Regions from separate parts of the Mus musculus genome. Here region 2 is linked to region 1. The links are chromatin loops, found by intact Hi-C in ENCODE. Cell type or tissue: heart. All regions are shown on one strand. Links, peaks and the distances in the headings refer to the core of each region. The heading gives the core; the rest is flanking DNA. Region 1 holds the start of Lhx9 (LIM homeobox protein 9). Region 2 has its middle 55 kb from the start of Atp6v1g3.

The links. Peaks named below come from ENCODE experiments on the same cell type or tissue, not always from the same donor. Only the 100,000 strongest peaks of a DNase experiment are listed, where the experiment ranks them.
Region 2: it touches region 1 in a loop (3-fold over the local background); 12 of 42 quality-filtered maps call a loop at or near these places.

Annotation. Positions count from the first base shown.
Region 1 is chr1:138,840,198-138,843,002 of GRCm38, forward strand. It overlaps Lhx9 (LIM homeobox protein 9), which reads right to left and starts at 2,247. Exons shown (of 5, transcript NM_001042577.1): 1 at 1,611-2,247. The coding sequence starts at 1,784. In heart, for the core only: no CTCF peak of the experiment used is centred there; a DNase peak (open chromatin) is centred at 1,434; H3K4me3 peaks cover 2,165 bases; H3K27ac peaks cover 336 bases; H3K27me3 peaks cover 620 bases.
Region 2 is chr1:138,327,323-138,330,127 of GRCm38, forward strand. No RefSeq gene overlaps it. Among named protein-coding and RNA genes, the nearest start is that of Atp6v1g3, 55 kb to the left of the region's middle. In heart, for the core only: a CTCF peak has its summit at 1,111 (motif pointing right); no DNase peak of the experiment used is centred there.

The DNA of each region.
Region 1 (2,805 bases), core at 124-2,623:
CATTTGCAACTTCCCCCCATTTTCAACATTCTGTTCCCCTTCCTAGCATCCTGATCCTCCTAGCCTTGTGACCCTAAAAAAAAATCTCAACATCTTGAGCTTGCTGAGAGCCTACAGGATGTTTTGATGGGCGGTCCAGAAGGAGAATAACTAAGGCTAAAAATGTGTAACTTTCAAATAATACACAAAATAAAATAACAAACTGTTATTGAGAACTAGAATTCTGAAGTACGTGAATCTTTTATACACAGACAATACTATAATTCCTTTTTTTTTAATTTATATAGGCAGAATAATTTGGCCGTCGTTGTGATTCGGACATACCTAACAGCTCTTGCTGTTAAGGCCGTCGCCCTAGCCCTATCCTTGGTGAGAAAGTGAAGTGCCTGTCCTGAAAGAAGAGCCCCATCCATTCTTTTCCGTACACTCGCTCTTTTCTCTAGCCAGCACAAACAGCACAGATAATTATCTTGAATTTTTGATTCCCAAACTAAGACCTAGTTCCCAAATGAGGCTAGCTAAGGCGGTAAAACTTATTCTGAGAAACACAGTTGGGATGTGGTTGCCGCTTTTAAAATAAAGTAGCCATTACAAGTAAAAAGTTCACCGCTGGACCCTTTCCTCAGACTAGCAGAAACAGTCCGGGCTTCCCTTATTACATTCTGGTGGGCATGGGAAGGATAAATTTCGTCCTTTACTCAGATATTGGATTCTCACTGAATTAATTATACAAATAGCGACAGTGGACTATTATCCCAAAACCTCGCTGTTCTTGTCTAGAGCCCTCTCGGGTCAGTTTGAGCTACAGTCCTTGCTGTTATACAGAGGGTCTACAAAGCACTCTTTGCCCGGAATCATCTCCGCAGACTTCTGTAGTTTTTTCCCCCTTTGGTGCGTGGAAGGGGGACATGTTTAGGTTACTAGTATTTTCACGAAGACATAATAACTGCTGTTACGAATAGGAACCGCAATAGTAGATTCCATCTCTTGAGGTTGTAGCGCTCATGTTCTTGCTTTTAGACTAGGGACCCGCTCCTTCGCATTTTATTTGATTTGATTTCCCACTATCCAATACACTGGTCCCATAAGGAAGAGAAACGCAATTTTTGTGACGACCAGAGCAGCTGAACTGTCCTGCAGAGCCCCTAACAATCTCTGGTTTCGGGTGCTGAGCTCCGAAGAATGGGAAAAGGACCAGAACGTTGAGGTCTACTCTGAAGGTCTTGTCTTCTATCCCAGGGCAAGGACGCCAGGCCGGTAAGTAGTCCCCCTATTAACTGCACCAAGGCTTGCCCTGGGGGCGGGCGGATCCGGCCTGGCGGCCAGGTCGCGGGAGACTGGAGTTTGTGGTTGGCAGGGAGCACGCCCGCTCCTTCCAAGGCCCGCTGCCCTGTCGGCTCGGGATCAGCTGCTATACAAAGACTGGAGAGCTCAGGACTACAACATCTTAGACACCTCGATTCGGAAAGGGAACCTTGCCTAGCAAGCACGCCTCTCGTGAAAACCTTGCGAACATCCCTAGGCAAAAGTCCCCGGGACCCGCCATCCCCAACCTGGGCGGACCGGGAGACTCGCTGTTTCCCGGGCGCCGCGCCCGGACTGGTCCTTACCGCGTCGCGGCCGTTGAGCTGAGTGCCTTTGGTCAGACGGGCCTCAGTCTTGGATCTGCGCTCCATCTCCTCCATGATACCTTGGATGTGGCCTCCGGAGATTCCGTGGAAGAGCATGGCTGGGGGGCGGAAAGGACACGAATTGTTTTCGGCTCGGCACCCCACTATTTCCATAAACACACGCCTGGGGCTCTCAGTTCATTCGAGTGAAGAAGCAAAAGCGACCGCACAGGGCTGCGCGATGCAGAAGCGTAGAGACGCGTTGGGGAACAGGGACAAGAGAGGAAAGAAGAAAACGACAGAGTAGAAATAGCTCTACTTGAGAGGGAAAAGACCGAGGCAAAAGAACGACGGGGAAGGGGGCGGGGGGGGGGGATATCCAGGGTTTTCCAGAAGGAGATGTGCAGAAAACAAACAAACGCGGACGGAGGGAAAAGCAGGCGATTCTAACTGCAGCGAGAGATCGAGTTACTAATGGAAAACAACTGCCGAGGGGGGTTGAAGTGGGGGGGAGGAAAACAAAATCTAAGGAAGAAAGAAAAATAGTTTTGAACACAAAGAAAGAGAACGAAGTGCTAGATTCAGCGGTCCCCGGCTGCCTGCAAGTTCCCAGTGCCTGTAGGTTGCGTTGGGGACTGCTCCAGCCGGAGCTGTGTCCAATTTGTTAAGAGACTAAAGCCAGCCCATTTTTGATAATTTAGTAGGAGGAGTCCTCTCCCTGGAGCTGCCACGGATTTTTATTCAGACAACAAAGACCTGTCATACCTCCTCTCAACCCCCTGGTGATGGGCAAGCAGGGACAAACATTACAAAGGGGTGGGGGACTGGGGGAAAGGCAGAAGGAGGGGGTCTTTACCCCCTCCCCACATGCGCGCCTGCACACACACACACACACACACACACACACACACCCTCAAGCATACATCTTTCCAAGAGTTCCCAACAGTCATGTTTTCAAAGCGGTAAAGGAGCCCTTATTGTCCGCATCCTGGATTTGATCCTAGTTTATCCGACCCCAGCCAGGAGTGCACAGAAGATCAGTTCCAAACCTTAAGTTTCCTTCTCATCTACAGACTTTTTTAAATCCCCGTTTTACAAGACTGTCACCAGAAATGTATAAAAACCCCACAGACTTTGAATCACTCCACGGAAACGGTACTTTTAATGTATGCTCCCTTGCTCCCCATCTCTTCTT
Region 2 (2,805 bases), core at 98-2,597, 510 kb before region 1:
GACGGCAATTTTTATTCACAGTTTACTTACTAACAGTCTGTTTAGAGTTGCTTCATTAAAGCTAGGTTGTTGCCAAAAGTGGCAAACAGTTTTGCATTCTGTAGGGAACTGGGACTGTATGGGTTAAAAGGCTTGATTTAAACTTTGCATAAAGCATGTGTCTGTGGCAGACACCCTGAGTCACCTTGGGGTGTTTCTTCCTTTCGCCCCGTTTGCCCATTTCCCATCCTGTCTATTTTTCTTCCTGTCTCTTATCCAAGCCTGCAAAACTCCACCAGGAGGGAACGAGTGAGTGCAGTGCTGTGGAAGTTCTGAGACAGAATCAGCTCTGCCACTCACTGTAAAGCGGGACGCCAGAGCCATCTCAGTGTGGCCGGAAGTGGATTAACAGTGCCTTCAACTCCTCGGTGTATGAAGAAACAGAAAATATTGCCATATCCAGTTCTAAAATTACAACTATTCCACAGGCTGTGCCTTCATCAAAAACGCTTCTGTGTGTATTTTCCTCAACAACTGCAAATCCGTTTCTAGATATACGAGTCCAGTTTTTATGCAAGGATTGAGGGCAACCACGGTTGAAACAGTCAGACTTGAGGCTTGCTTGCTTGCGGAAATAAAGTATCTTTGCTATCTGTGAGTTGTGTTTTGCTGCTCAGTGAACAGTTTGGGCTTTGTATCTTCCTTCCCTAATACCCAAATACTGTTTCAGAAACACAAAGTAAGATGGCGCCCCTGCTCAGGTCTTATTTTCGCTTCCTCTAGTTTCTGCTGGGAAGAAGTTTGCTTCGTCTTAAGTTGCCACGTTGTCATTCGCCGTCCACAGTAGTTGGCTTTATCTGAGATACATTTGTCCTTATACTGGGAAAAAGCATCACTGTTTCTGATTGTGATTTGAGCTATGTTTCCAAGCTAAACTGTAATCAACAATTTCACTCAGTAGTGTGGTGTCCTATCAAAACATAAATATCAAATTAACTGTGAGTAGTAGCTCCAAACCAAACCGGATCAGCCAAGTGAACCTTTCAAACAACTCAGATAAGATTGGTTTTTGCAGCCGGATGGAGTATTAAAATTTTCTCCTTCGTTTGTGCGGACAATCCTATTTTGAACACTAGATGGCGATATGAACTCGCTGAATTTGGAACCCGACCAGCCTATCCATAATTTCAAAGAGAAAAAAAGATGAGGATTTTCCTTAACTGATTTGATAGTCTGACACGGGGTGTTAGGAAGTGGATTTATATGATGTAACAGCTATTTCATTAAGCTTCTGTGAGAAAGAACGCATCCTCTTCTGGCAGGAAAAACGCGTCTGCTTCTAAAACACCAGCCAGGGAAATCGGGAGGCTTCATACAGAGGGAGGAGAGGGGAATGGCAGATAGGCTTGCTGGCCAATTTGACTGCTTCAAAACTGACTTAAATATTTTTCTTGACTACTTGACAGTCAAAATGGTGAAGGCAGTTTGTTTGTGTCAACACAGGGTGTATTTTGTGTGCCACAAAGTGAATGTCTATATTGCTAGACTTCCTGCCTGCCTCTTTTGTAGCGTAGCTATTTGGTCAAGTTGGTTAGGGCAGTCTACTACTACTGAAACCACAGTCACTGTGGGAATAAGTTCTGCTCTGTGGGAAAGCCTGTCCTCGATTTTAGCCAGTCATTGGACAAGTGCCTGATCTATAGATACTCCTGTGCATGGAAGTCCAGATGATCAAAAAAGGAACATCTTTGCAGGAAGGGAAAACAAAACAAAACAAAACAAAACAAAACAAAACAAAACAAAACAGTAAGAATCGCATAGTACATATCCCATGAATGGCAAATCCTGTGTGTCACTTCTCTAGAAAGGACTCAAGTAAATACTTTAAAAACTCAACTCTCTTGATGAGCACAGCCATATTCTTTGTCCCTAGAACCAGGTATATTCTGCACACAACTGCTTCAAACTGAAAGAGAAAGGAGGGAAAAATAGTTGGAATCCCACCAACCTCACAACATAGTCACAAAGACCAACAGGCAAACAAACATCAAGGAGTGCGCTAACTACTGCAAGGAAGAGATTTACACCCAAACTGCAAAGGAAGTGAATAAGAGTCGGTGTTTAAGGCCAGTCACTGAATTAAGATTCAAGCAATGGCATGAAATCAGCTCTAAGGTATGTCCAAAGGCATTCCAGATGATAAAGTAACAGTCTAAGAAACCAACAAATTACAGAGTGGGTGTTTAAGAATACCTGTCCCCATGCCAGGAATGTGGTCTCTATGGTGGCACATGCCACGAGCTATGTGGATGAGAGGGGTGGTCAAAAGGCAATCAGTGATTTTTCCCTTAATCTAAAACGTGATGAAATCCAAATATAAAATAAGTGTCGATGGGTCCTCAGTAGCAGAATGAACTGGGAGAAATGAGTGAGTGTGTAGTGTCTTGTTCAGGAACCCTGAGCAGTCTCAGAGGTGCAGACCTCACAGTGTGTGCGGTACAAATGCTTCTCATTCACTGTGCTTTGTGCATGGCGACTTTCTTCCAAATCCCAGAGTGTGGACAGAGGAGTTGGGCATAGAAAACTCGGGTGAGCAGGGGTGGTGACAGGTCAGGCCAACCTGCCTTGTATCTTCTCACTAGTCTTTCCCCTCAAACACACAATTCAGAGCTAGTCAGGATATCATATAAATCCCTCCTGAAGTTCAGTGTACGAAAGACGGGAACTCCTCACAATTGTAATGGACAGCTAAAGCATTCACAACCAGCAGGATGTGTAGGAACCTTGATAGAGAAATGACATGTCTTGGATAGGATCCTAGAACAG